Regions from separate parts of the Homo sapiens genome. Here region 2 is linked to region 1. A link is an interaction called in ENCODE POLR2A ChIA-PET data of the cell type or tissue named here. Cell type or tissue: CD4-positive, alpha-beta T cell. All regions are shown on one strand. Region 1 overlaps ANKRD11 (ankyrin repeat domain containing 11). Region 2 overlaps ANKRD11 (ankyrin repeat domain containing 11).

What was found. ChIA-PET counts read pairs that join two places held together with the same protein. Peaks named below come from ENCODE experiments on the same cell type or tissue, not always from the same donor. Only the 100,000 strongest peaks of a DNase experiment are listed, where the experiment ranks them.
Region 2: POLR2A ChIA-PET joins it to region 1 with 6 read pairs; 5 of 35 experiments call an interaction of 5 or more read pairs at or near these places.

Annotation. Positions count from the first base shown.
Region 1 is chr16:89,482,331-89,486,330 of GRCh38, forward strand. All of the region lies in intron 1 of ANKRD11 (ankyrin repeat domain containing 11), which reads right to left. Among named protein-coding and RNA genes, the nearest start is that of ANKRD11, 6.2 kb to the right of the region's middle. In CD4-positive, alpha-beta T cell, no CTCF peak of the experiment used is centred here; DNase peaks (open chromatin) are centred at 1,861 and 2,761; H3K4me3 peaks cover 2,269 bases; H3K27ac peaks cover 3,206 bases.
Region 2 is chr16:89,284,975-89,288,974 of GRCh38, forward strand. It overlaps ANKRD11 (ankyrin repeat domain containing 11), which reads right to left. Exons shown (of 13, transcript NM_013275.6): 7 at 3,554-3,696; 8 at 1,065-1,212; 9 at 1-675. Among named protein-coding and RNA genes, the nearest start is that of ZNF778, 69 kb to the left of the region's middle. In CD4-positive, alpha-beta T cell, no CTCF peak of the experiment used is centred here; no DNase peak of the experiment used is centred here.

The DNA.
Region 1 (4,000 bases):
AGACATAAAAAAAGATGACTGCCCTCATCAAAACTGCCAAGGTCATGAAAAACAGGGAAACGCTGAGAAATGGTTGCAGACGAGATTAAGGAGACATGACAACTAAATGCAATGTGGGATCCCGGATGGCATCTGAGGACAGCAAGGGAACATTACTGGAAAAACCTCCAGCTTGCTCACCCCTGGAACCTGTGAATGCCTTAGGTTACGTGGAAAAGGGAACTGAGGTTACTAATCAGCAGAGAGGGAGATGACCTCGCAGTGCTCGGGTGGGCCCAATTTGTAACCACAAGGATCCAAAAGTGAAACAAGGGCCAGGCACAGTGGCTCCATGCCTGTAATTCCAGCACTGCTGGGGGGCTGAGGCGGGAGGATTGATTGAGCCCAGGAGGTCGACGCTGCAGTGAGCCTTGATTGTGCCACTGCACTCCAGCCTGGGCAACAGAGCCGAGACTCTCCAAAAAAGCGGGTGGGCAGCAGGAGTCAGAGAGATGCCATGAGGCTGGCTTTGAAGACTGAGGAAAGCACTACAGGCCGAATGCAGGCAGCCTCTGGAACACGGAAAAGACAAGAACACAGATTCTCCCCTGGAGCCTCCAGAAGGAACCAGCCCTACCTACCCAGATTTTAGCCCAGGCAGATCATGTTAGGCTTCTAATCAACAGAACTATAAAACAATAAATCTAAGGTTATGGTGGTTAGTTACAGCAGCGCTGGAAAACCAACACGGGCAGCACTGACACAAGTCCCAGCACTTCTCCAACGCCCAAGAGCTGTTCTCTGTCTCCCTTCCACACCCTCCATTTGCCTTCACTCATCCCCCTGAACCAATATATTTATGGGCTTAGAAGAAAGCTATTAAGGAAAAGGCACAGATTAAGTTCTAAGACAGATTTTCTCCTCAACTCTCTAAAACTTCACCGTACCATTAGCTTCTACTAAATGTCCTTTTTTACAAGAGTCAGTTTCAACATCATCTTCTTTTAAAAGCCAGTCATCTGGTGAGAACCCAAGTTTAGCAGAATCAGATCTAAAGACTTTGCCAAAGAAAAATCAAGCATGAATGTAAATCTCATTGAATATGCTTAACATTTTACCTGAACTGTAAGTGCAAGCGTGCATCACTTTTCTGAGTTTCACACTAAAAGATAAAGGATACAATTCAAAGATACCTCTCGCATGTGTCAGGGGAAAAATGCCTGTGAGAAAATGTTTAGGCCGGGCATGGTGGCTCACGCCTGTAATCCCAGCCCTTTGGGAGGCCAAGGCAGGCAGATCACCTGAGGTCGGGAGTTTGAGACCAGCCTGACCAACACGGAGAAACCCCGTCTCTACGAAAAATACAAAATTAGCCAGGAGTGGTGGCGCGTGCCTGTAATCCCAGCTACTCGGGAAGATGAGGTAGGAGAATCGCCTGAACCCGGGAGGCGGAGGTTGCGGTGAGCCAAGATCATGCCTGGGCAACAAGAGGGAAACTCCATCTCAAAAAAAAAAAAAAAGAAAGAAAATGTTTTGAGTGTTAGCATATTTAATATATTAAGCTCTAAAGAACTTCAAATTTCAGATAGACTATTCTCAAAGTAACAAAAATATCTATGTATGTAATTTAAATAAATTAGGAGCCAAACATACAATTATAGTGAAGAAAAAATCCACAAAGTCTAAAAATTCCTTGAAATCCGAATCAACTGTGGGGCTGTGGAATACTAACACTACAAGCTCTCGAGACGCTCTTCGGCTGCCTGAAAGCTGGATTTCTTCTTTGTCACCATCAGAAAAGGCAAAGGTTATTCAGTGCTCTGCACATCCTTTAATCAGCCAGACATCTTAGTCAAAATCATTTTTAAAAACTTAATCCTTTCAAGAGTGGTGCTCTGGGGTTTTTTTGGTTTTTTACTTTTATTTCCTGTTTTGCAAGATGTAAAACCACATCTAGAAACATGGTGGATACTAACAAAGCTTGATTTCTTAAGAGAAAAATAAGGTCCTTCACTGCGTCTTACCTTCTCTATTTTAGATAAGTTTAAACAGTACAGCCATAATGATTTCAAGTTTACATCATCATCCAGAATTAAACCAAAGTCTTCTTTGATTGTGTCAGATATGAATGCAGCAGTAAGCTAATCCTAACTCTAGTAAAACCTCAGGAACCAAGCAGCCTACGCAATCTTCCCTTTACTTGGAAATACTGCATTCCAAAATTTATTCTAAGCCATTAGCATCCTAAGTCTGAAAAGAGCCATAGGGAGTCGAGGAAGGGCAACTTACTATCAATGCACCAAGAAAAGAGGTTTATTTGCTAATTTTACATAAAAAATAACCTCTGATATCATAAAGTTATTAGGCATTTACAAATAACATTTCAATTTCAGCCATTCTTAAAAGTCACATTTTTTAGAGTTAAGTAATGAAGGGGAAAGTCTTCTGAATTTTACCATGACAAAAGAAATTTTCATATGGTATAAAAATGGTTTGTTGAGAAAAAGCCAACATTTTCAAATAATGAACAGGTACACATTGGTTGCTTTACACGTGGAAAAAAGAGCCCTACAGATTTCCAGGATAATAAATAATTCACTGCACAGATGCGAAGGACAGGCCTGGAAACAGGTCTCACCCTCCACCAGCCACAAGGACGCTGTAACTGAGACAGCAGCACCCTGACAGCTGTCTCAACCTTGACCTCCAAGAGGAAGAGAGAAAGCGGGTGTGGGGAAGCCCAGAAGACTGGATTTTCACTCAACAGGATTCGGTCCTCTAGGCCCCTGAAAAATCTCAGCCATACAGACAGGACGGCTTACTTTTATTTTCACACTGAAAACCCTCTTAACCCTTTATTCACAGAGCCAGCTTTAGCACTGTGGGGTTTCTGGCTAGGCGCGGTAGTTCACACCTGTAATCCCAGCACTTTGGGAGGCCAAGACGGCTGGATCACCTGAGGTCAGGGGTTCCAGACCAGCCTGACCAACATGGGGAAACCCCATCTCTACTTTAAAAAAAAAAAAAAAAAAACACTAACTGGGAGTGGTGGTATGGGCCTGTAGTCCCAGCTACTCGGGAGGCTGAGGCAGAAGAATCACTTGAATCCGGGAGGCAGAGGTTGCTATGACCCAAGATCGTGCCACTGCACTCCAGCCTAGGTGACAGAGACTCTGTCTCAAAACAAAACAAAACTGTGAGGTTTCTTAGAGCTAGAATAGTATCTGAATGTTTTCAACCACAATCAACCAGTTCCCCTCCACCAAATACCCTAGCCCCTTACTGTAAACCCAAAAATCTAAAACAAGTCGCAATCTCCCAAATATACCCACAATTAGTCTTTAAAAAGCAAACTTTTGCCAATTACATAACAGTTTCATTTACAAAGAAACTTTGAAAACCTAAACATACAGAAAAAAATCAATAGGGCACACCTCCATTTCGTTGTCTTTCCCTCCAAAGAGATCATTTTTTCTTCATTAAAATGCTAAAACTTTCATATCACTCCACCTGCTCAGCTACATGTGACCAGAGGGGCCTCCGGACAAACGAGACACTTAATCCTCATAAGCAGCAGCAGCAAACCACACTTAGTCCAGACTGATTTCAACCCATCCTTTACAGTCACTGAGACCTTGATGGAAACGATGAGGAAATCTGAATAAAAACTGCTTCTGGCCCTTCTACTCTGGCCTGAAAACAGCAGTCCTGCTAAAAGTGCTTTCACAGAAAGCACTTTCTTCCCACAAAGACAACTCTCCCTTTATGTTTCTTTATCTCTTGTTCTGCCTTAATTGTGAAAACTGTCTTCCCACCTTTATCTAAGTTATAAAAGCAAACTTGTAATGAAAACAAAAGGGGGCTGAGCACAGTGGCTCATGCCTATAATCCCAACACTTTAGGAGACTGAGGTAAGCCAACCCCAGAAGGCTGAGGCCTACACAACACAGGAAGACCCTGTTTCTACAAAAAGTAAAATAAATTAGCTGGGCACGGCGGCACATGCCTGTGGTCCCAGCTA
Region 2 (4,000 bases), 200 kb before region 1:
TGGAGGAGGCAGAGAGGGAGCTGAACAGGGAGGGGTCCTTCAGCACCAGCGGGGACCCCTTGAGGCAGCCAGAGCTCCCCAGAGAGTCCCTGTCATCCTCCCCACTCTCTGAGGACTCGCTCTCCGACTCCGAGGAGCAGAACTTGTCGCTCCGCTTTCCGAAGCGAACCTCTCTGCCTTTTGTTTCTTTCTTTCGCTTCTTTTTCACTTTATTTTTTTCCTTCTGCTGCTTGGCATTAGAAGGCTCTCGTGTCTTACTACCAGGCAATATCGTATGTGCCGAGAGTCTCAGCTTCTCTCCTGTCCCCACGGTGACACTCGCGTCCTCCTCGTCCGACGTGTCTGACAGGATACGATGGGACGCTTTCTTTGGTGCAATCGTGTTATTTTTAGTGTAACTTTTAACCTCCATTTTGGGTATAGAGATAAAACTATTGGATTTCGTTTCTTTTCTGTAGTCCTTTTTCAATAGGTGCTTGTCGTCCACCGGAGGAACCCTGTCCTGCTCGTCGTCCTCATCAAACTCATACTCGTCCTTGACGGGGGCCGTGGCCTTCTGTGGCTCTGGGTTCTTGGCCTTGTGCTTGAGGCCTTTTTCGAACTCGGAGTCCGTGTTGTTGCCGTCGACTGAACTGGAAGGTGCGAAGGATGGTGCGTCTTCCTCTTCTGAGCTCTCTGTTGGAGGTAGGAAGCGAGAGGTCACAGGCAGGCTCAAAACAGCTCTCCCCAGAATGGCAGAGGAGGGAGGCTCTGCAGATGTGTCTGCGGGAAGGTTCCCACCCTGCCTCTGCAGAGACACTTTGCTCGACTCATGGAAACCAGCCACAGGCAGGAGGAAACCAGACAGAGCTCAGCTGACAGACAGGGCTGGCATCTTAGAATGAAGACTGCAGGCTTCTCGGCAGTGACACACCTGGGCGGGGTCTCCCGCAGTCCAGAAGCTCCTGTAAGCCCCCAGCATCCGAGGAGGAGCTGATCAGAGGGGCAACACTGTGCAAACACCACAGGGCAGCTCCTACCATCCCTGCATAAAAGAACAGGCAGCTCAGGTGGCCGTGACTTACCCGTCGAGCTCTCCTCGCTGGAAGTGTAAGTGCCTTTGCCTAACAGGAGGTTCACCATCGTGGGGGAGTTGGCCACTTTCAGCGGCGTCTCGCCTTTCCTGTTGCTCTGCTGCGGGTTCCCTCCGTACCGCAGCAGCAGCTTCACCACCTACAAGACAGTAACACCCGCGTCAGGGACTGCTGGAGAAGCACAACTCCTCTACCGTTCCGCATAACACGGCAGCCCCTTCCGAGAACCCTGGGGTTCGACCCGAGAGCAGCCCCTCACGGTCTGAGGGTGTGGGAGCCGAGCGCCCAGGGACTGCCTGGCGAGGCTCTGGGTGTGGTGGGCGAGGCTGTGGCTCCTCTGTGGGAAGGGCTGCAGCCGCGGGGGCTCCCGCACCCCTCCTGTGCTCTCCTTCAGAAGGGCTCTGCCTCCTTTGGATTTTTTTCCACCATTTCTCCGTTGCCGCAAGTAGACGACTTCCCAGGAATCTTCTCACGAAGGCTCTCCCCTCCCGCCAACAGTGAGCTCCTCAGCAGAGTGGTGCCGGAGTGGTCGTGGAGGGCTCAGGCAAGAGGTTAGGGAGAAGAGTGTTATGGAAAGGGTTGGGGGGACAGAATAGAGGAAACAAAGACCAAGTTTCTGCAAGCTGCTTTATTTTTTATTTTCATTTACATTAGAAAATAATCTCTCCCTTGCTTGATTTTACAAGGGTAAGGGTGGTCACATGACTGACAGAGACAACCATGGTGACACAGCTCTTTTCAGCTGTTCATCACCAGCAACCTGGATTTCCTATGCCCAGAACAGCAATGCACTGAACTCAAGTACAAATTAAATTTAATCCCAACTTTAGTCCAGTCTGAGATTAGCGCATTCAAAGAATCTGTCATAACGTTTACTATAGACTCTTGTCGCCCACAGAATCAGTTTCCAGTTCGTGTGTGACATGTTCTATTGTTGAATCAGTACAGAGTTCTTATGTGTGTGAGTTTTCTATGGTGACTACACAAAACCTCAGGCTTACAATTGTGGAGGTCAGAGGTCAAGGTGCTGGCAGGGCAGGATCCTTCCTTTCCTCCATCATGGGGGCTGCTGGCAGAATTCAGTTTCTTGCAGGGCTGGGACGGAGGTCCCCAGTCCCAGCTGCTTAGGGGCCACCACACTCCTCGGCCCTCCTCTAAGGCCAGCAGCGCAGGTGCGGCCCTCCTCGGGTTCTAACCTCTCCTGCTTCTGGCATCTCTCAGACTCAGCAGGAAAGGCTCTCAAGCTTTAAGGGCCCATGGGGCTGCCCTGGGCCTGCAAGATGACCTAGGACAATCTCCCCATGTGAGGCACTCACAAGGTCTGGGGGTCACAACACGGGCATCTTGGGGGCCATTATCCTGCCTACCTCACCGTAATTCCAGGGTCCTTGACATTTTTCGTAATAAAAAGTTTAAAAGTGGTAATTACAGAACTATAAAGCTGCATCGGATGCCCCAGCCCCATCACCCTCCAGGGCCATTCCCCTCACACCTGCCCTCCCCTGCAGCACTGAGCGAATCCCAGACACTGCAGAGCCTTTTCCAGTTCACGTCTCTGGAAGAGCCCATAAAACAGAAACAGTATAAACCATAGTGCCATTCATTATCTTACCCAGAAGTTTAACGGTCATATTTTAACATCAAATAGGGACTCAGTGTTCTGAGTTCCCTGCTCGTCTCAGAGTCTTCAATCCACCCCCCACCCCACCGGAACAAGCCGTTTCTCAAGTGAGCTCTTTAAGGCCAAGGCACTGTGGGCTCCAGGACCTCCAGCAATGGCCAGGCTGGGCTTGCTGCAGAGGAGCACGACGGGCACCAGCAGATGTGGCCCCGTGTGACCCCTCAGCCTTGCTGTCCTGCCTGCAACCAGGGGCTCTCCACGGAGCTCTGATGAAGACATCAGTGAGACCCGCCGCATCTCCAGGCAGCACCCCTGCTTTCCGGCAGGACGGGGCTGTCAGGCACACCACGACCTCTCTCGACCCCCACAGAGGCTGAGACCTCTCAGTGCCCACTGCTCCTGGGCCGGCCACAATGGCCACTTTCTAAAGCTTGAGTCTATGGTTCTGTGCACTGGCCACACCTCTTGGTGTTACCTCATTCCAGACGAGGGTGGGTCTGCCTTGCAGGTCTAACAGTCCCACAGTGGTGACGGGGACCGGCAGCAACTCCTGCAGGCCTCCTTCCACTTGGTGTAATCCTTCACCTGCTCAAATCCAACCAGACCTACACGGCTAGCGGATACGAGCCTTTCATAGATGGCACTTGCTGGGAAACCTGTGAGAGGCCGTCCAGGCTGACCCAGAAGGGGAAAGCTGGGGGCAGACAGAGGGCACAGCTCGGCCTTGAGGGTGGGCAAGGCGAAAACTCGCTTTCCTGTGCCCCACATCATGGAACCGGCTAGCTACGGGGAAACAAAGCTACAGAACCACCCAGATGCCAGGACAGGCCGGATGTGTGAAGAACGGGGGGATGCCAACCTTGTAGTGCCCGTTGTTGGCAGCGTCGTGCAAAGGCGTGTCGTCATCTAGGCCCTTGGTGTTCACCTCCGCACCTGCAGCCAGCAGCTGCTTCGCGACGTCGTAGTAGCCCCGGTTACAGGCCTCGTGCAGCGCCGTCCAGCCTGGAAACAGACACTCAGGACGTACGTTATTTAATCCTCAGAACTTCCCTCCTGTCTCTGGAGGCAGCGCCCTGAGGATGTGCTACAGTGCGGGGACAAGCCAGGTGGGGAGCTGCCCTGTAGTGAGGGCTGCAGTTTAGGGAAGCAGGTGCTGGCCCAGAGAACCCCTAAATTCTCTTTACTGTGGCACCTCGTTAGCACGATCCATATCTAGCTTATTAACCCTACGGACTGACAACCTGCAGGGCTAATCTGCGGCAATCACCCTAAAAGGGTAGGAAATCAGTGAACACACAGTGTAGTA